5 separate regions of the Homo sapiens genome follow, and all the other regions are linked to region 4. The links are chromatin contacts, found by Hi-C or POLR2A ChIA-PET in ENCODE. All regions are on one chromosome and are shown on one strand. Each heading gives the region's core, a stretch centred on a gene start or an enhancer-like site at or near the end of the contact. The rest is flanking DNA. Distances are from core to core; before and after follow the strand shown.

Evidence for each region. Hi-C counts contacts between places; a loop is a spot of excess contacts on that map. ChIA-PET counts read pairs that join two places held with the same protein, here RNA polymerase II (POLR2A). Pooled maps may share reads with other maps.
Region 1: a pooled map shows a loop between it and region 4 (8-fold over the local background). The contact joins the enhancer-like site here to the promoter of LINC01003 in region 4. A Hi-C loop is called at or near these places in 9 of 50 pooled maps. POLR2A ChIA-PET finds 5 or more read pairs at or near these places in 2 of 52 experiments (K562 and OCI-LY7).
Region 2: a loop to region 4 is called in a pooled map, with 3 times the contacts of the local background. The contact joins the enhancer-like site here to the promoter of LINC01003 in region 4. A Hi-C loop is called at or near these places in 2 of 168 maps with a recorded cell type or tissue (OCI-LY7 and naive thymus-derived CD4-positive, alpha-beta T cell), 7 of 37 single-sample maps with no recorded cell type and 13 of 50 pooled maps. POLR2A ChIA-PET finds 5 or more read pairs at or near these places in 2 of 52 experiments (activated B cell and activated naive CD4-positive, alpha-beta T cell).
Region 3: a loop to region 4 is called in a map of B cell, with 6 times the contacts of the local background. The contact joins the promoter of PRKAG2 here to the promoter of LINC01003 in region 4. A Hi-C loop is called at or near these places in 5 of 168 maps with a recorded cell type or tissue (B cell, CD4-positive, alpha-beta T cell, CD8-positive, alpha-beta T cell and 1 more), 2 of 37 single-sample maps with no recorded cell type and 17 of 50 pooled maps. POLR2A ChIA-PET finds 5 or more read pairs at or near these places in 1 of 52 experiments (naive thymus-derived CD4-positive, alpha-beta T cell).
Region 5: a loop to region 4 is called in a map of naive thymus-derived CD4-positive, alpha-beta T cell, with 5 times the contacts of the local background. The contact joins the promoter of RHEB here to the promoter of LINC01003 in region 4. A Hi-C loop is called at or near these places in 1 of 168 maps with a recorded cell type or tissue (naive thymus-derived CD4-positive, alpha-beta T cell), 5 of 37 single-sample maps with no recorded cell type and 13 of 50 pooled maps. POLR2A ChIA-PET finds 5 or more read pairs at or near these places in 2 of 52 experiments (OCI-LY7 and activated B cell).

The regions. Positions count from the first base shown.
Region 1 is chr7:151,934,493-151,938,456 of GRCh38, reverse strand. No RefSeq gene overlaps it. Among named protein-coding and RNA genes, the nearest start is that of GALNTL5, 20 kb to the left of the region's middle. Within about 2 kb of position 2,041, at least 6 of the 41 ENCODE cell types and tissues checked have a DNase peak (open chromatin) inside an H3K27ac peak, as active enhancers do.
Region 2 is chr7:151,622,299-151,626,379 of GRCh38, reverse strand. The region is part of intron 5 of PRKAG2 (protein kinase AMP-activated non-catalytic subunit gamma 2); the gene reads left to right. Among named protein-coding and RNA genes, the nearest start is that of RHEB, 100 kb to the right of the region's middle. Within about 2 kb of position 2,464, at least 2 of the 41 ENCODE cell types and tissues checked have a DNase peak (open chromatin) inside an H3K27ac peak, as active enhancers do.
Region 3 is chr7:151,874,835-151,878,934 of GRCh38, reverse strand. It overlaps PRKAG2 (protein kinase AMP-activated non-catalytic subunit gamma 2), which reads left to right and starts at 1,820. Exons shown (of 16, transcript NM_016203.4): 1 at 1,820-2,428. The coding sequence starts at 2,315. It overlaps PRKAG2-AS1 (PRKAG2 antisense RNA 1), which reads right to left and starts at 1,893. Exons shown (of 3, transcript NR_038926.1): 1 at 1,795-1,893; 2 at 1,069-1,098; 3 at 1-373. RefSeq lists silencers at 1,326-1,755, 2,518-2,567, 2,628-2,767 and an enhancer at 2,958-3,077.
Region 4 is chr7:152,461,548-152,465,373 of GRCh38, reverse strand. LINC01003 (long intergenic non-protein coding RNA 1003) reads right to left here and starts at 1,250. Exons shown (of 1, transcript NR_027387.1): 1 at 1-1,250. RefSeq lists enhancers at 325-824, 825-1,326 and a silencer at 599-1,618.
Region 5 is chr7:151,517,989-151,521,716 of GRCh38, reverse strand. It overlaps RHEB (Ras homolog, mTORC1 binding), which reads left to right and starts at 1,822. Exons shown (of 8, transcript NM_005614.4): 1 at 1,822-2,257. The coding sequence starts at 2,206. RefSeq lists silencers at 1,372-1,421, 1,462-1,811, 1,982-2,141, 2,312-2,431, 2,142-2,571 and 1 more and an enhancer at 3,642-3,691.

The DNA.
Region 1 (3,964 bases), core at 792-3,291, 530 kb after region 4:
TTCCTTTAAGTACTTTTTTTTTGAGATGGAGTCTTGCTCTGTTACCCAGGCTGTAGTGCAGTGGCATGATCTTAGTTCACTGCGGCCTCCACCTGCCAGGTTCAAGTGATTCTTCTGCCTCAGCCTCCCAAGTAGCTGGGATTACAGGTGCACACCATGCACACCACCACGCCCGGCTAATTTTTGTATTTTTAGTAGAGATGGGGTTTCATCATGTTGGCCAGGCTGGTCTTGAACTCCTGACCTCAAGTAAGCCGCCCGCCTCAGCCTCCCAAAATGCTGGGATTACAGGCGTGAGCCACCGTGCCTGGCCAAGAACATTTTCTTTGCACTCACAATTTGGTTAACTGTTTGGCACAAGATGCCTAGCTTGGGGCCTATCTCAGCTTTCGACATGCCTTCCTCACTTAGCTTAATTACTTCTACCTTTTGATTTAAAGTCAGAGGCCTGTGACTCTCCTTTTCACTTGAACACTTAGAGGCCATTGCAGGGTTATTAATTGTCCTAATTTCAATCCCCAGGGAACAGGGATGCACAAGATGAGGGAGACAGACAGAGGAATGGCCAGCTGGTGGACCAATTAGAACACATACAACATTTATCAATTAAGTTCACTGTCTTATATGGGACCCCCAAAACAACTACAGTAGTAACATCAAAGACCACTGATCACAGATCATCACAATGATATAATAATGAAAAAGTTTTAGATACTGCAAGAATTACCAAAATATGACACAGAGACATAAACTGAGCATGTGCTGTTGGAAAAATGACACCAACAGACTTGCTCAAAGCAGGGCTGCCACAAACCTTCTATTTGTAAGAAATGCAACATCTGGGAAGTGCCATAAAGCCAAGCATGTTGAATAAAAGCCTGAATTAACTTTGTCAGTGGGCCACTAGTTGACCAGAAATTTTTCATTCTGATGTACTAAAAATCATCTTCCTTTTTTTTTTTGCTTACAGCTTGTGTTTTGAAATTTTAAGAGGTCCTTCCCCACCCTTGGATCGCAAGGAAGTGTGTCATCACCATATTCTGTTAACTTATCATTTTACTGTTCATATTCGGTATTGGCTTCATTTTGAATAGTCCTATGTATGTGATGTTGGTTTTTTACCCCTGCAGACACTGAAATGACTTCTAAATATCCACAAGTAACTCGTCCTTTCCCCACTGATTCCTGGGCTGTCTTTATCATGTAATGATTCCCATGTAATATAGTCTCTCTCTGGGCTCCCTCTCCTGTTCCCCTGGTCTGTGTGTCTGTCCTTGGTTTTGTGTTGTATCTTAATTCCTAGTTGAGCAAGTTTGACTTAGCATTTCATGGATTTTTATACTTCCATAAAAAATTTAAATCAGGGCCAGGCGCAGTGGCTCATGCCTATAATCCCAGCACTTTGCGAGGCTGAGGCGGGCGGACCACTTGAGGTCAGGAGTTCGAGACCAGCCTAGCCAACATGGCGAAACCCCGTCTCTACTAAAAATACAAAAATAAGCTGAGCTTGGTGGCACATGTCTGTAGTTCCAGTTACTTAGGAGGCTGAGGCAGGAGAATCACTTGAACCTGGGAAGCAGAAGTTGCAGTGAGCTGAGATCACACCACTGCCCTCCAGCCTGGGTGACAGAGTGAGACTGTCTCAAAAAAAACCCCAAAAAACAAAAAACAATTAAGTCAGGTTTTCAAAGTCCTTAATAGGATGGTTGAAATTCTGATGGGAAATCTGAGTAGCATAAAGGCATTCTAAGTGGGGAAATGATAGGCGTGAAGGTAGGAAAAATGAGTAAGTCAAGGTTAAGGCACGTGACCCATTTTTGATGAAGCTAAAGGTATCGAGGTATCTTAACATCACCAAGTTCTTTCTCTTTTCACAGTTTAACAAAGTTAAGATCAAGGTATCAGTTATACTTTTATTGTATAAAAGCACATAAGATGACCTATATCCTTTACTCATGCCAAGAAAACTACCTGCTTTACCCACTCTGCTCTTGATGCGCTGTTTAAAAAGCAGTTTCACTTCCATAGCAACACATTCGTTTCCTTTCCACTTCCTGTAATACTTGCTAACTTTCACTTCTGGTTTGTTTTGACTCCTCTATTTTGGAAGTCATTTCGTTTTCAAGTAAAGTAAACATGAACAACTCTAAAATACAACTTATACCTCTGTGTCTTAGTCGAAACAATACAAACACCCTAGCACTTTTCATCTTTAATTCAACTAGACGTTCACTACCAGATGGCATACTAGGCCCGTTGAGTTTTGCATTACTTAGTTCCTTAAAAATAAAAGGAGAGAGGCTGGGGCCGGTAGCTCATGCCTGTAATCCCAGCATTTTGGGAGGCTGAGGCGGGTGGATCACTTGAGGTCAGGAGTTCGAGACCAGCCTGGTCAACATGGCAAAACCCCATCTCTACTAAAAATACAAAAATTAGCTGGACGTGGTGGCACATGCCTGTAATCCAGCTACTTGGGAGGCTGAGGCACGAGAATTGCTTGAACCCGGGAAGCAGAAGTTGCAGTGAGCCGAGATCATGTCACTGAACTCCAGCCTGGGCGACAGAGCGAGACTCCATCTCAAAAACAAACAAACACACACACACACACACACACACACACACACACACACACACACACAACAGGGAGAAATAAAAGCAAAGTGCTCAGGTCAGGCTCTGGTCAAACCAGGGCAAAACAGACAGCTCCCCAGGGAGCTCAGGAGGAATTCCCAGCTCCTGCAGGGCTGAGCAGAGAGACCAGCTGGAGAATACACTTCCTTTTCCCTCTTCTTGTCTTCCACCTGGCCCTTATTTCCATTTCTGCTTTGTCTCCAGGCAGGTGCACACTCCACCTTTTCTCATTGATGTGATGGTCCCCACTCCTCTGTCCTGCCAGATTTAGGTCAGCTGTTCTGAGCACACGGCAAAGCAGCTTTAGACTCCTGCACTGTCGAAAAACACTCGCTGAGCCTGAGTAATTGCAAGGAAAACGGATGCATGCTGTCAGATCCTCCACTGCTATTTTCTCACACTGAAGTCTATTTTTCTTAGGTATCTAGATACCTTTAATTTCCATTTCTCTCACTCCTTTCTTGCCATCTGTTCATTTTATTATTGTTCCTTATTTATACATTAACATTAAATATACTCTTTTGAACGTATAATAATGACTTTCATAATTAAAACATTTAAATGGCTTATTCCTTCTTTCTTCGAACTATTTTTATCTACTTATTTATTTTGAGATGGAGTTTTACTCTGTTGCCCAGGCTGGAGTGCTGTGGTGCGATCTTCGCTCACTGCAACCTCTGCATCCTGGGTTCAAGTGATTCTCATGCCTCAGCATCCCAAGTCGCGGGATTACAGGCATGTGCCACCATGCCCAGCTAATTTTTGTATTTTTAGTAGAGACAGAGTTTTGCCATGTTGGCCAGGCTGGTCTCGAACTCCTGACCTCAGGTGATCTGCCTGCCTCAGCCTCCCAAAGTGCCGGGATTACAGGCATGAGCCACCGCACCCAGCCTCTTTCTTCTGATCTTCGTTCTCAGCTCTCACCAAACTGGCTTAGAGACTTCACTAGGAAGATGTGTCCTCCGCCATCCCAGAATTCTACAGGTAAGTCTTTCACCATCTTTATAGCCCAGTGGTCAAATAGCAGCTCGGGATCAGACAGGTGAGGCTGCATCAGTTTCACTTCCGCTCTGCAGTTCATTATCTGTGTGGCCTTGGGCAGCGTCCGGGACTTCTCTGATTTCCTGTAAACCAGGCTTGCTAATGCTGCCCCCATAAGATTGTTGTCATTTTAAAACAAGAAAATTCAGGCAATTCGTGTAACCTGGTGCTTGGCACATGGTGAAGGCTCGATTAATGGTGGCTACTGCTCCTTCCACCTGGCTGCCCACTGGGAGGACAGATGACAGGAAAGGAAAGAGCTCTGCTGACGGTCGGAAGGTAACGTAGTACC
Region 2 (4,081 bases), core at 1,215-3,714, 840 kb after region 4:
TGCCCTATTCTGTAGGGTCTAGGTACACATTTCAGTATCTCTGAAGTCAGGACGTGACTTCACATTTGGTGGTGTCTCCGACTTGGTGAGGTAGGGTTGTTGTCTTGGAGTAGATAGAGGTTTTGTCACCGGAAGATCCCTGACTAGTTTAAGCAGAGGACAATGCTGGGAGGATTCGGGGGTATTGGTAAGTGGGACTCGTCACCAGTCTTCGCAAGTAACTGGAACCAGCTGGAAAGTCATCAGGGCCCAGGGCATTGAGCACCTCTGGCCATTGCTCTAGGGCCATGTGACCTCCCATCTCAGAACTTTCTCTGCTTCCTGGTGGATGTGTTGAAGAATGGCCTCTTGGCCCTACAGCTGTTCAGCTCCAACCCCACAGCCAGCTGTGCTGAGTCCTTACCCATGCTTCGGACCCCTGTGATATAACTCACATCCCATACGATTCCCCTCCCTCCTGGAGCACTGGATATGGGCTTCTCGCTGCCCTGTCTGAGGCCTACATCTCATCCTGTGCCTTCAGCCTGGAGGTCGTGCCCTCCTCCACGGCTCAGATTCCCCTGACACTGATCTCTCTGTGCCCATCTCCTTCCTTCCCCTTCCTTCTTCGGTTTGTTTTCTTTCTTTTTAACCAGCCTGATTCCATAAATGCCCGCATCCTCCCAGCTGTTTTAACAGGAAAGCTGCTTGACTCCAGGTCCAAGAGAACAGCTCCTTGCTGCTGCTTCCGGCTTGTTCACCTCTCTCCCTCACTCCCGGCCAGTGTCATCTTCCTATGGACCGTTCCAGCAGCCAAGCTCTCCCAGCACCTGCTCTGCCCCCTCCAATTAATTTGCCATGCTGCTGTTGGAGATATTTCCTTCAAACATATTTCTAATCCCATCGCTTTCATTTCTAAAGCCTCCGGTACTTTTCCTTTGCCTGTAGGAGTCCGCACTTCCCGGCACGCCCTCCTTGCCCCCTTCTCCTCCCTCCCCAGCCTCACCTGGTGCCTCTTTCCTCCCTGCATTTCCCTCCAGCTACTCTGGCCTTCATCAGCTTCCTCAAACTGCCTTGCTCCTCCAGGCCTGCCAGACTTTACACAGACAGCTCCTGCTCCTTGAATCATTCCTTCCTCTCCTTTGGCCACCTGCTCGTTTTCTCCAAGTCTCAGGTTAGATGTCGCTTCCTCAGGGAAGCCTTCCCAGAAGCCCCGATGAAGACTTCCCATGCTATCTCATGATCCCTCACAATTGATAGGTGCTGTTAGGGGGACGCACTTCTTTGTGTTTCCCAGTAGCCCCTCCCATTTATTTGCCATTACATTGTAAGCTCTGTGAGGATGGAGACTGAAATCTTAATATTTGCCAGGTCTTGAGGCCACTGGGATGAGTGAAACTTGGTTTTCAGTAAACATTTGTCACACAAATGAACGTATGTATTTTGGAGCTTATGCTTTTACTGTGGCACCTAGGCTTGCCATACTTCAGGTGGTCAATGTTATTTCTTACAAAGACATAAGGCATTTCTATTTGAGGCATTGGAGAAATGAGAGGAATTGCATTTGCCATGTTGATGGTGCGCTAATCAAAGAGCAGTGAGGGCGGAGCAACGGAGGAAGTGAAATGACTGAGTGAACCCTGGAGGTGTGAAAGGCTTCTCCACCCGACGGTGGGTGACATCAGGGCTTGTGACGTTTGCAGTTGAATAACTGAAGGCAGTAGCAAGTGGGTAGAGTGGGATGGCTCGCCTGCGGAATCTGGCATCCGAGGAAATCGCCTTGACACCTTCCTTTCATGGCCGTGATTACACTTGTGCTAAGGTTAGGGGGAACAGAGCCAGGTTCATCTCTGATATGAAAAGGGAAGAGCGATTTTGGGGGAAGGGAACTAGTCTGGGAACCTTTTGGCTAAATTTTAGTCACTTTTTAATCTGTTTAATATGCTGCCACGGCCGGGTGCTGTGGCTCACCCCGTAATCCCAGCACTTTGGGAGGCCAAGGTGGATGGATCATTTGAGTCCAGGAGTTCGAGATCGGCCTGGGCAACATGGCGAAACCCTCTCTCTATAAAAATAAATAAATAATACAGAAAATTAGCCAGACATGGGAGGTGAGTCCCATGCCTCCTGAGTCCAGGAGGTTGAGGCTGTGCTGAACCATGAGGGCATCACTGCATTCTAGCTGGGGCAACAGAGCAAGACCTTATCTGAAAAAAAAAATATATATATATGTACACACACACACACACACACACACACACACGCTGCCTTCTGTCCCACTTGGAGCTGTTTCCCATGTATCTGAATTTATATAACATCAATGAGGTTTCTGAACATCATGCTAACTGATTCATTTTATTTTAGGTTGTACTTTGGTCATTTGTAACTGACAGGAAGTTGCTAGCAATAAGTTGTTATTTTATGAATCATTTTCCACATTTTCTTGGAAGTGGAATGTTTCATTGTTCCGTCAAGACCTCCTCCCCAGTACACACATGCGCATTGTAAGACGCTTATTTACCCTCTTTCCTTGGCTCTCAGTCTTCACGTTGACTTCTCTAGCTTTGAAGCTTATACATACATACGATGTAACCCCCCTTTTTTTAATGCATGTGTAATTAGAGCCATAGCAATTAAGAGCATGAGTCAGATTCACCTTAGAGTCTCATTTCTTCTACTTAATAACTGTGAGAACTTTAGTAAGTTTCTTAAAGCTTTGGTTTCTTCATATGTAACTTGGAAATAATAATAGTACCTAGCCAGGAGGATTATATGTGGATTAAATAACATGGGCATGATATCCACTAGAGCAGGGGTCCCCAACCCCCTAGCCACAGACCACTACTGTTAGGAATCGGCCCACACGGCAGGTGAGCAGCAGGCGAGCGAGCATTACCTCCCGAGCTCCGCCTCCTATCAGATCAACAGCAGCATTAGATTCTCATAGGAGCGCGAACCCTATTGTGAACTGCACAAGCAAGGGATCTAGGTTGCACACTCTTTATGAGCTTTTTTTTTTTTTTTTTTTTTTTTTTTTGAGACAGAGTCTTGCTCTGTTGCCCAGGCTGGAGTGCAGTGGCGCAATCTCGGCTCACTGCAAGCTCCACCTCCCAGGTTCCAGCGATTCTCCTGCCTCAGCCTCTCAAGTAACTGGGATTACAGACACTTGCCACCATGCCCAACCAATTTTTGTATTTTTGTAGAGACGGGGTTTTACCATGTTGGCCAGGCTGGTCTCAAACTCCTGACCTCGTGATCTGCCTGCCTCAGCCTCCCAAAGTGCTGGGATTACAGGCGTGAGCCACCGTGCCCAGCCTTCCTTATGAGACTCTAACTCATGCCAAATGATCTGAGGTGGAACAATTTCATGCTGAAACCATCCCCCTGCTCCCCCATCCATGGAAAAATTGTCTTCCATGAAACTGGTCCCTCCCAAAAAGGTTGGGGACCACTGCATTAGAGGGCCTGGGATGTAGTATGGGGACCGCTGCATTAGAGGGCCTGGGATGTAGTACAGTCTCCATCAGCAGTAACTGCGATGATGACTAGGAAGACAAGAAGAAACCGAGCAAAAATTTAAAGTGATTCCAGCGATTCTGTTCTTCTGCACTGTCAGACTTTGCCCCATGTGGACACAGGTATGTATGCCACATATAGTTGGCAGCTTTTGCGATTGGATGTTTGTGCTTATCCCTGTTCCTGAGAAATGCTCTCAGGAAAGATGGTGTGTCACCATTTTACAAATGAAGAAATTCAGGCTCAAGGGTATCAATTTGTTCAAGCTCACAAGAAAGGCAGTAACAATTCTGACCTAGGGTTGGTCTAGATGCTTCTGTCTTCTCCATTGCCTCCCATTTGAACTGGGAGTACCTTGAGTAGTCCCCATTGGTGAACACTGGCTTGCTACCTGACATCTTCTATTGGTGACTTATTGTAATGGCTCTGCCAATGGTTTTTTTGTGTTTTGATTTGCAGTAGTAATTCTTGTCAGTGCTGTCACACAGTGTAAAAACAATGGCACGCCATAGTAGAAACTGTCAGAGGACGCACAACAGAAAGATCCATTATATTGCAAAACCCCAAAGAGGTGCACACATTTATG
Region 3 (4,100 bases), core at 571-3,070, 590 kb after region 4:
AAACCAGTTCTCATCAAATAGGGTGTTTTATGCACCCTGGCAAATGATCATTTTGACAAGGATTAAAACTGTAAGCTAAACAGATGACACAAATGACAATTGGGAATAATTTTTAGTGGGGACAGAGGCTAAATACTACCCCCTCCCCTTTTCTACTTCTAACCAATATCTTGAGCATTCAGTGGGACAATACAGTCTTGCTGGGTCTCTTGAAATCCTCTAGCAAGAAGCCAGCCAGGAGAAGACCCAGAAGTCCCACACCTGTGGGGCCAGGATGGCTGCTTGGTTGCTAAACCCAGACAGGGTCCTTCCAGTGCATCTGCCCCTGTCAGGCTCTGTCTCGAGACTGGGGATCTTCCAGGCTGGCTTCATTCTGGACCAGAGAGCAGAGGAGAAGGAGAAAGAATATAAACCCACCCCTATGAGCCAGGGAACCACCCAAGCTGTAAGGATTTTGTGCAAGCTGCTGGAACTCGGGTTGGAAAAGCCACCCGGCAAGCAGCTGAAAGGAAGGATGCTTCTCCCTGCGTGGGCGCACGCCTGCTTCCTAAGAGATGATCCTTTGGGTGGGCTGATCATGCCTCCTCCTCTGGGGAGGGAGTCCTGCGAAAGCACGCACCTCAAAAGGAGTAAAGGCCCTATGGTGTCCCCAAAGCGACCCCTGTCGCGTTCTTTCTGCGGGTGGCCTCCCTGCATTACTGATTACTCGGAGCGGCTGAGCTGACGTCAGCATTCTGGGAGCGCCAATGACCTTTGGGGTCATCACATCCTCAGAAACTAGAGCAGGAGGGGAAGCGACCCCCAAGCCAGCACTCCCCCTACTTTCCACCAGGGAGCCGAGGTCGCGCCATCCTGGGGCGCATCTGGGGGTGGGGGACACACCAGCCCCCTCCCCCAACCCCTCTAGGGCCCTCGGCAGCAGGCGGTACTGGATGCCCACCCGGGGCTCTAAAGGACCTGGGCCGCACCGGGAACCCTCGCCCGGGTCTTCGAGCCCTCCCCTTCTCCCAATTCTTTCCGCAGTCTCAGGAGCCCCACGTTTCCCGCGGCGTGGGGACACGCACTTACCGCGGATCCACTGCGCAAACCTTGATGAACCTGAAAAAAGCAGGGTGGGGTGGGGTGGGGTGAGGGTGGGGGTGGCTAGACCCTGCTCGCACCCAGCGCCACGCACCGCTCTCTGGGCGGGTTCGAGTGCGCGCGCCGGGCGGGGCGGGACCCGGGGGCTGCGGTGTTTCGAGAAGCACGTGCTACTTCGCGCGCAGCGCCCCCGGAGACTGTGGGCTTCCTCGCTGCCTGGTCTACGGCAGGGCGGGCGCGGGGGCGTGTTTCAAAGGGTAGGGCACACAGTGAGACGCCGGGAGGCGGGATGGATCCGAAACCAGCTCGCAGCGAGTCCCAAGCGGCTGCGGCCGCCGCAGGGGTCTGGGCGCGGCGACGAGGGCGGCGTGGGGCGACGGGGAGCGGGACGGTGGCGCTGCACGCCGCGCACTTCCTGTTCAACACGCGCCGCCTCCCACCACCCGCGCTCCCCGAGCTTGCGTCGGTGCCAGGCCCGGCCCCTCACTGTCCCCTTGCGGTCCCCTGGGGCCGCGGCGCGGCGGGGGGCGAGGAGCGGGCGCCCTGCCCTTCTTGGCCCGCTGGACTCCGGGCGCCCCCTCCGGCGCGCAGGGCCGCGAGCGCCGCCGCCAGAACTTCTGCCAGCGGCCGCCCGTAGCCTAATTGCGCAGAGGGCTCGCCTTGCACCTCCTCTTCCCCCGCCGCCCTCCCTCTCGCCCAGAAAGGAGGACGGACCCAGCTGCAGGCTCCGAGCTGGTTTATTCTGCGGCCGAGGATTACATTTATGCACGAACGGGCTTACTGGTTCCAGATTCCCCACTTGGGCACAGGCATAGGAGGCTTGTTTTCCAAATTGCTGGTTTTAATTGCACCTGCCTTTCAGATTACCTCTGGGAATCTGTGGGAGGAGCCGAGAGGGTGGAAAATGTTTCTTAGCTTTGCAAAAGGAAGAAAACTTTGTCACCCAGCGGGAGACCTCAGCCACGAGTAACCCGGGGAGACACCAGAACCGGGACGGGCTTTGACTGATTTGCCTACGAGGGTTCCGTAGGAAAGGACGCTTGAATTCGGCGCTTCGGCGGCGGCGGCGGCCGCGCGAGTTCCCTGCTCACCCTCCCTCTCCGCGGAAGTCCCCACGAGGTGGCTTCAGGGTGTAACAGAGCGCGCGGCTCCAGTCCGAAGGCAGCGGCCGGGGGAGGGAAGGAGGGGACCGAACCCCCGAGGAGTTTCGCAGAATCAACTTCTGGTTAGAGTTATGGGAAGCGCGGTTATGGACACCAAGAAGAAAAAAGATGTTTCCAGCCCCGGCGGGAGCGGCGGCAAGAAAAATGCCAGCCAGAAGAGGCGTTCGCTGCGCGTGCACATTCCGGTGAGTCCCAGCACTCGGTCCCCTGCTCCCCAGCCCTCCTGTCGCTCCCGTCCCCGGCGCCGAAGCGGTTAACGCTGGACGCCCCGCGCGCGCCGTGCGTGCCCCTCCTGTCACTTCGGGCGGCTTGGGGAAAGGGTAGAGGGACAGGGCCCGAGCTGGGCTGGCGGAGCCGGGGCTCAATCTCTCTCTCTGCCCGCGTGCAGCCAGGGCTGGGGCTCCGCCTGGGGCGGGGGCTGGGCGGCTGCAGACTAGAGGGGGCGCCGGGCGCGGCGGGTGGGCGGCTGGGCGTAGCCCGGTATCCAGCCGGGTGCGGGTGCGGGGGGCGGTGCGTTGTGTTGTTTTGCTGAAAAGGGACGGTGTGGACTGCGCTCCGGGGAGGTGGAGCCCGCGCTCGGCTGCTGGAGACGGAGAGAGGGGAGGGGAGGGAGGAGAGGGGAGGGGCGGTGGGTGGGGAAAGCAGCGGGGCGGGGGTTGGGGGGAGCTGTGTAGCTGCGTCTTCCAATGCACCCCCTCCGCTCCAGTTTCTCTCCGGGCGTTTCTGGGCCTGGAGCGGGGGTCTCCTCTGCCGCCGTTCCCTTCCCCCGCCCCGGGAGTGTACTTTGGGTCTCTGTGGTATTTGGGGGCTCGGAGCTCCCTAATCCGTGCAGGCTGCATTGAACTTCAGCCCCGTCCGCGCCAGCCGCCCGGGAGGACATTGGCGACTCGGATCTGCCTGCGGCTTCACTTTGTCCAGCCAGAGGGGCGGCGGGCCGCGTAGTGGTTCTCTTTTCGGAAGGCGCCCCGGTAGCCCGCGGCCACTGTTCCTCGCCTCCACGTAGCGGGGTAGGGCGGTGGGAGGTGTGGCCCACTGGGTCACACCCTCCGCCTCAGCCAACCAAGTAAATGTTTGTGTACACACACACACACACACACACACACACACACACACACACACACACACACACCAGAGTGCTCCGTAGAGAAAGTTATTTTGCTCTCCCGGGGCAGGGTGGGAGTGCGCAGTGAATGGGCTGTCCGGACCCCTCATTAAAGCTAATCCTTCCCGACAGGGTCAGGCGCAGCTGGCATGGCCGAGGCAGGCCACTCACTTCCCACTGTGAATCCCAGGGCGCACTGCCCCGTGTTTGCTGAGCCACCCTTCTTTTAGACGCCCCGCTAAGGTCCTCCTGTGTAAACTCCGGCCCACACGTGCCTAACGCTTGGGTGAAGAGGGTGGAGTCCAGGGGCGGGTCTCCAGACACCTGATGCCAAGTAGCCCCACAGGGGCCCTGGGCCAGCCCTCCCTGGCTGGAAAGCTCTGGGGCTGGAAACTTGGACCCCTGGCTGCTGTGTGGCCCCCACGGTGGTGACTCGATTATGCAGGAATAAGTGTTCTATTTGAAAATGAAACATTCTTGTTTACATCTCTCATGTAAGACATTTAAAACCATGTTCGTGAGTTAAAAGTTAGATGTTGCTGCCACAAACCTCTTAAACAGTGATCACTTGAGCTAACCGTGTAACTACTGTTTCTCCCATTTGTCAAATGCAGGAAATAATACCCATTTTTCCTGCTTTATACGGATATTGAAATAAAGTAATTCATGGGAAAACTCTTTTTTATTGTTTTTTTTGTTTTGAGTCAGGGTGTCACTCTGCTCCCCAGGTGGGAATGCAGTGGTGCAATCATGGC
Region 4 (3,826 bases), core at 1-2,500:
ATGTCTGAAAATGAAGTATTTTTATCTGTTCCGAAACGCCATAATATTGCAAAGAAGCATTTCAAATTATTGTTGTGTGAAATGTTCAAATTTAGCATTCAAATTTAGCGTTTTCCCACATTTTACCCTTCAATTTACACAATTTGGAAGAAGAGTAGATGAGTTGGTCATTGTTACTTAAAACAATGCGTCACCTTGTTAGGGAAAGAAATTAACATAATGGTCAAGGAGTGATAATTAAACAGAACATGACATTTGCTGTCCATTCAATGTTAAAGTTCTAAGCAAATTAGCATGGAGAAAAGGGATGGGTAGAAATAATAACAGAGCACTAGTTGATTAGTCCGCCTCCACATCCACGCTGCAGGCGTTGGACAGATCCGGCTTTACTGAGTCCACCATGCAGGGAAATGGACGCGCGGGCTAAGCGGAATCCCAGGGGCGCGATCGCACCGGCTGGCGTTCCAGCAAACCCTGCATCCCAGGCCCTGGATTCAGGCTGCCTTCTGAGTCTTTGACTTATTTTCCTTTGCCTGGAAACAGAACGCCGCGGTCCGTACCGGAGAGGGAGAAAGTGCAGGACGACCCGCCGGGAAGACCCGAGCGCGTGCGCCTTCCCCGCGGCTCCACGGGCACAAAACGGTGGCTCCGGAGCTCCTAGACCCAGGCAGCCCCAGCTGCGCGCGCGCCTCCCCCCGAGCGCGGCCGGGCTCCCGCGGGAAACAAGCGACCGCGGCACGCGTGGGCGCGGCGGGTGGGTGCCGGCGCCAGGTTCCTCCCGGCTCCCCACTGCGGATCCTCGCGGCTCCTCCCGGCTCCGCCCAGCGGCTCACCCCGCGGACGGGGATCCCTCCGCCCACCGCCGGCCCTTCCGCGCCAAGTAGTGCGACCCCGGCCCCCGCAGCTTCCGCCAACCCAGGCTCGCGAGGACGAGTCCACGGTCGCGGGCGAGAAGGAGCGACGCAGAGACGGCCGGGGGCGCGGGGCAGTCCCGAGGTTTTCCCCGCGAGGCCGCGGGGGGTCTCCCAGTGGCCAGGGAGAGAGCGCGCCCAGGTCCGCGGAACCACGGCTCCTGCCGCGGCGAGCGGGCCGGGAGTCTACGGTCGGGGCAGAGCCGCCCGGGAAGCCGCGCGAGGACGGCGGCCGGCGGCCGGCGGCGGAGGCAGGTGTCCCGAGGCCTGCCCCACCCCCACTACCGCGGGCAGGAAGAGGAAGGAGCCGCGGCCGTGCCTGGCGGGCGGGGGTGCCCGACCCGCGGAGCGCGTGACCTAGTTCGTCCCAAAGTGGATTTGACAGGTTGTCAGCTCCACTCCCCGCCCCCACCGCCTTCCGGGTCTCCCTCCTCTCGGGGGGAGGCCCACCGCCCGCGGTCCTCGGCTCGGCCTCCCATTGGCTCTCTCGCCGCCTGGCGCCCCGCCCTCTCGGTATCACCCTTCCATTGGCTTGGGACCCCGCCCCTGCCCCTAACTCACCCTCCCACTGGCTTCGTGCCGCCTGGCACCCCGCCTCAGCCCAGAGGACCCGGCCCGCCCTCCCATTGGCCTCGCACCGCCTAATTCCCCGCCCTCGCCCCGGCCCGCCCTCCCATTGGCGTCGTTTCGCCTAGTGCCCCGCCCTCGCCCCGGCCCGCCCTCCCATTGGCCTCGAGCCGCCTGGCGCCCCGCCCCTTCCGCGGGCCCCGCTCCCAGCGCAGCCCGGCTCTCTGCTTGTCTGCGGGTTCCTGCGGGCGTTCCTCAGTGTCTGCCTTCTTCCTTCCCTCTTGAGTGTTGCTCCTCTTCCTCTCCTTTTTTCCATGTCTCTCCTTTTTCTGATCTCCTCCCGTTTCGGCAGCCCGAGCGCTCTTGCCCGGTTGCACCCCGCAGCCTGAGCTGGGCTCCCGGTGCCGGCTGCCTGAGCTCCAGGACCTGCCCTGGGGCCCCCTACAACCTTCCCGCCGCTCCCGGAACCTGACCCCTCTGTGCTTCACTTCTCGGTTTTCTTCCCTGAAATAAGCAGCAGCGAATCCCTTCTCCAGGTTTTCTCATGTGTTCAGTCTGCAAGGCTTCTCCCTTTCTCCACCCTGCGCCTCGGTTTCTCCCCCGCTTCCCCGCCCTCCCTAAACTCAGCCAAGTGGAACAGATCTCCCAGCAAAACAAGGCAGAGGGCGAGGATAAAAATGATAAATGTCAATATCAACATTTTTATTGCTTTAGGTTTTTAAAACAGAAAATTAGCAGGAACGCCCAGATCGACCCAGACCTAGGATCAAGATGGAGTTTCTTAAAGTACCAAGTGAGACTGCAGTGACAAAGTCGATTATCCCAGCAATATAATCAGCTTTGCCTGGGGAATTTACTTTTACTTTGTTTTTATTTGTTTGTTTGCTTTGAGATGGAGTCTCGCTCTGTCGCCCAGGCTAGAGTGCAGTGGCGCGATCTCAGCTCACTGCAACCTCCGTCTCCTGGGTTCAAGCAATTCTCCTGCCTCAGCCTCCCAAATAGCTGGGAGTACAGGCGCCCACCACCATGCCCAGCTAATTTTTGCATTTTTAGTAGAGACGGGGTTTCTCCATGTTGGTCAGGCTGGTCTCGAATTCCTGACCTCAGGTGATCCGCCCGCTTCGACCTCCCAAAGTGCTGGGATTACAGGCGTGAGCCACTGCGCCCGGCCTACTTTTAGTTTATGCAGTATTCTGGCGATTTAAAGTTTGTATTTTTTTTTTAATTTTCTGAGCTCGTTTTGTAAATGGCTGCTCTTGAACGTAAGGATAAATTGACTGATGAGGCTGAGGTTTGGAGCCAATCCCCGCACAAGGCATTTGGCATCAAACACGAGAAACCCTTGGCTATTCAAATGAGGAAACTCAAGTAACTTTCCCAGGGTCACTAAAGTCGGAGACCTCAAACGTGGACCCAGGTCAGGCTCCAGAGGTCCACCAGGACGACCCATCATGGCTCATGAATGTATCCGTAAAAATGGCAGAACTGCTCTTTCCAGCTGCCTTCCTACCTATCATGGGGGTCCTAACCGAGCTCCCCATCATGACATTCAAGGCCTACCTTATAGGATCCCTGCCTTACAGGAGCAGTTTCAGTGCAGCAGGCACACTGACCACCTTTCTGCCAAGACCTTTTTGCCAGAGGGCCTTTGCACTTGAATTTCTTTAGACTTTTCGCCTGGCTTAGCTCGTCTGTCACCTTGGGGAGGCATTTTTCTTTCTTTCTTTGTTTCTTTCTCCTTTTTTTTTTTTTGAAACGGAGTCTTGCCCTGTCGCCCAGGCTGGAGTGCAATGGTGCGATTTCAGCTCACTGCAACCTCCGCCTTCCAGGTTTAAGCGATTCTCCTGCCTCAGCCTCCTGAGTAGCTGTGATTACAGGCACGTGCCACCAACCCTGGCTAATTTTTGTATTTTTAGTAGAGATGGGGTTTCACGATGTTGGCCAGGCTGGTCTCAAACTCCTTCACCTCAGCTTACAGGTGTGAACCACTGGGCCCAGCCTCTCCTCTCTTCCCTGCTCCCCTCCCCTCCCCTTCCCTCTTCTCTCTCTTTTCTTTATTTTTCTTTCTTTCTTCCTTTCTTCCTTCGTTTCTTCGTTTCTTCCTCCTTTCCTTTCCTTTTCCTTTTTTTGAGATGGAGTCTCACTCTGTCGCCCATGCTTGGCTCACTGCAACCTCTGCCTCCCAGGTTCAAGTGATTCTCCTGCCTCAGCCTCCCTAGTAGCTGGGATTACAGGTGCCTGCCACCACACCCAGCTAATTTTTGTATTTTTAGTAGAGACAGGGTTTCGCCATGTTGGTCAGGCTGGTCTCGAACTCCTGACCTCAAGTGATCTGCCCACCTCAGCCT
Region 5 (3,728 bases), core at 573-3,072, 940 kb after region 4:
GAGACCATCCTGGCCAGTATGGTGAAACCCTATCTCTACTAAAAATACAAAAATTAGCCAGGCGTCGTGGCGGGCGCCTGTGGTCCCAGCTACTCGGGAGGCTGAGGCAGGAGAATGGCGCGAACCCGGAAGGCGGAGCTTGCAGTGAGCCGAGATTGCGCCACTGCACTCCAGCCTGGGCGACAGAGAGAGACTCCGTCTCAAAAAAAAAAAAGAAAGAAACTACAGTAAATCCCAACATGCAATAATACATATATAGCATATCTATAAACATATATATCTACACGTGCACTTACACAAACTTACCCTTACTCATTTTTTTAACTCACCACTGTACTAATGAGGACACATACTTACCCTTACTATGCATAACGCAGTTTTCTATTCTGTTCTATTTTTTTTAAAAAAAGGTAAAACTAAACTGATTTTATAATGCAAGGAATTTAGTAGCATCTGTTCAAAAACACCGTGGTGAGGGTATCCGAATCCACAGGATAAAAACGACACATTTTACAGGAGAGTGCATTTTAAGACCTTTATTTTAAAATACTTAAAATAACTATAGCGTAAACCTCAACATTTCATGGAAACATAGAACTTCCAGACATTGATCACTTCTGGCTGGCTGCCTGGGGCTTCCATCTGTAGATCCCCGAGGACAAGAATGCACACCCCAGCCCCTCATCGGAGTGCTTCCGTGGGAAAGCTGGAGGGAGTCGCTCTTGGGTTGGGTGTTCCAAGTCGACTCCAGTCACCTCTAAACCTTCCTACGCTGGAATACAAGGCCTGCCACTCAGCTTCCCCTGGCTTCATTCCTCCCCACCGATCACTGGCAAAGGGCGAAGGGCCATGCCCGGCCTCTGCAGGTCCCCACTGCCAAACAGCCTGGGCAGAATAGGGGCGGGTTCCCCGGCGCGGCGGAGTCTCTGCTAACTCGGCAAGTGCCAAGCCCTCCAGCAGCCACCACGCCGGGCCTGCCTGCAGGCTGGTCCCTCAACGGCACCTGCGTTCCCGGCCGGGCTTCCCTTCCCGCGCCCCTCTGCACTGCACCCCTGGGAAGGCTGTGCCCACACCACGGTCTCCGCCCGTCCACACCGCGGCCCGAGGCGTTCCTGGCACCCGGCTCGGGCCTGCCCGCCGCACCAGCCGCCCCGGTGCTGGCGGAGAACCGGCTTCCCGCCCCGGCGCTGTTCCAGGAGGTGCGCCGAGCTCCGCGCGAAGCGAAGCGGACACCAGAACTGACGAGGCTCGCCCTGTTTTTAATGAAATTCCTAACACTTTGAATTAACGCAGACTCCATGCTTCCCACAGTCCTTCGGCCGTCGGTGACGCTTAGTCACCACTACATCCTCAAACCCAGACACGAACGCTAACGCAGCTCAAGGAGAATTTTCAAAAAACCCCGAGGGAGGAGCCAGCCCACCCGCCCAGGCCACGCGCCTCGCGCCCTTCACGGGCTCAGCGGGCGCGAACCCGCCAACCGCTTAGCGTTTCGCCAATCACCGCACCTCCCACCTATTGCCCCGCCCTGCGCTCCGTTCTGGCCAATCACCAGGGAGCCACCGTTTGTCTCTCCGCCTCTCCCGCCCGCCCCTAACCGGTTGGAAGTTTGAAGCCTTCAAACCTAGCCGGCGCCCAACAGCGCGGTAGCAGCGAGGTGTATTTTTAGCTCCCGGGCGGGCAGCCCCGCCCCCCCCTCCCCGCCTCCTTGTTTCCCCCAATGGGAGATGGAGTTTCCGACACGTCATCGCGCGGCTGTGCAGGAGCTGTCCAATCGGCGCTCGGGGAGAATGGCGTAATTAAAAAGCGGCGGAAGAAGGTGGGAGGGTCATGACGCAGCGAGTTTCAGTCGTGACTTTTCTGGGGGCATCGCGGCGTCCCCTTTTTTTGCCTTTAAAGTAAAACGTCGCCCCGACGCACCCCCCGCGTATTTCGGGGGGCGGAGGCGGCGGGCCACGGCGCGAAGAGGGGCGGTGCTGACGCCGGCCGGTCACGTGGGCGTGTTGTGGGGGGGAGGGGCGCCGCCGCGCGGTCGGTTCCGGGCGGTTGGGAGCGCGCGAGCTAGCGAGCGAGAGGCAGCCGCGCCCGCCGCCGCCCCTGCTCTGTATGCCGCTCTCTCCCGGCGCGGCCGCCGCCGATCACAGCAGCAGGAGCCACCGCCGCCGCGGTTGATGTGGTTGGGCCGGGGCTGAGGAGGCCGCCAAGATGCCGCAGTCCAAGTCCCGGAAGATCGCGATCCTGGGCTACCGGTCTGTGGGTGAGTGGCCGGTGGCCGCGCGGCCTCCTCGCGCCGCCGGGGCCTCGCCTGGGAGCCGGGTCGCGGCCGGGCCTGCGAAGTTTGGAGCCGGCGCGGCCATGTGGCGGGGCGGGCGGGGGCCGCGCGTTTCGTAACCACCATTCTGAGCGGAGGTGGTGGCGGTCGGGGCGGCGTCCGCGCCGGTGGAGGAGCCGCGGTAGCTGGGCGCCCTCCGCGGGCCGGGCGGGCAGGTGGCGGCCGGGCGGAGGGCGTGGGAGGCGCGGGGCGGGGGCCGTCGGCCGCCGAGGAGTCCGGGTCTCGTCTGGGGAAGTGAGGCGGCGCCGGGGAGCCGCGCTAGAGGCTGCCGCGAGGGAGTCACACCTGCCTCCCCGCCTTCGCCGCGGGCGCGCGTGACCGGGGCTGGCGGTCTCCCCCACCCCGCCCCCGATGTAAGGAAAAGAAAGTCCGTGGGATTTTAACAAAGGAAGCAGCGCCTCGGCTTCATTCCATCTGTGGTGAAGTTTACCCTTGTAAAGAAAACTAGGGATTTAGAGGACGTTTGGGCACTGAACGCAAGTTTTCTGCATAGGAAACCTAGGCGATCCCCCAAAAGAGGTCCCTCTGGAGGCCCTCGAGATGCTGCTGGCGGCCTGGGTAGGAAGACAGAGAAAAAGGAATGTCTGATCTCTCGGTGCCCTATTTTTGTTCGGGAAGGAATAAGGTCAGGTACTTGCAACCAGGCTGTTGAAGTAATTCCAAAGTCTTTTTGTTTTCTTTTTCTTCCCCCAAAAGGTTGACATACATTTGAAACAGTTCCTAGCAGTCGCCTTATTGCTGAATAAGGTGGCTTAGGGTCGGGTTGGGGGGCGGACGGGGTGTTACAGAACGAGCGGTTTTCTGGCCTGTGTGAAACCAGAGCGATTGAACTTAGACACGCTTCAGGGTGAGGCTGTATTGTCTCCCGACATCCGGAAGCCTGGAGAAATTAGTTCATCTTTTCGGGCTGTTTTGAAGTAACTGTCTATAGAAGGCGTGCACCGGGCCACAGTTGAGGGGATGGGGAGGTGAAAGCGAGGGTTCCGAGGCTCCCGTGATTGCGGAACGGGGTGACTATCTGTCATGGGAAGCTTGTACCTGCCTGCCGCTCACTGGATGCACTCCCCAACTGCGCTTTCCACCGCCTGTGCCAGGGTCTGTGCTCTTTGACCAAGATCAGCCACTGCATGCTTACTCATCCTTTTACCACCTCTCCGTCGAGAGCCGGGGGGAAATTAAGGGCTGAAAGAAGCTTGGCTAGAGATGCGGGGTGCCTAGAGTCGTAGGGGAACTCTTGTGCGATGCGGTGCTGAATCCGAGGGGATGCATAGGTGGCAGCTTTAACAGCTGCAGCCAGGAAGTAACCATGAATCAAATGGAGGGGTTCAAAGTCACTAATTGTTCAAATATCAACATGGAACCTGGGATCCAGCCTTTATTGGCAGCCTGAATCCAT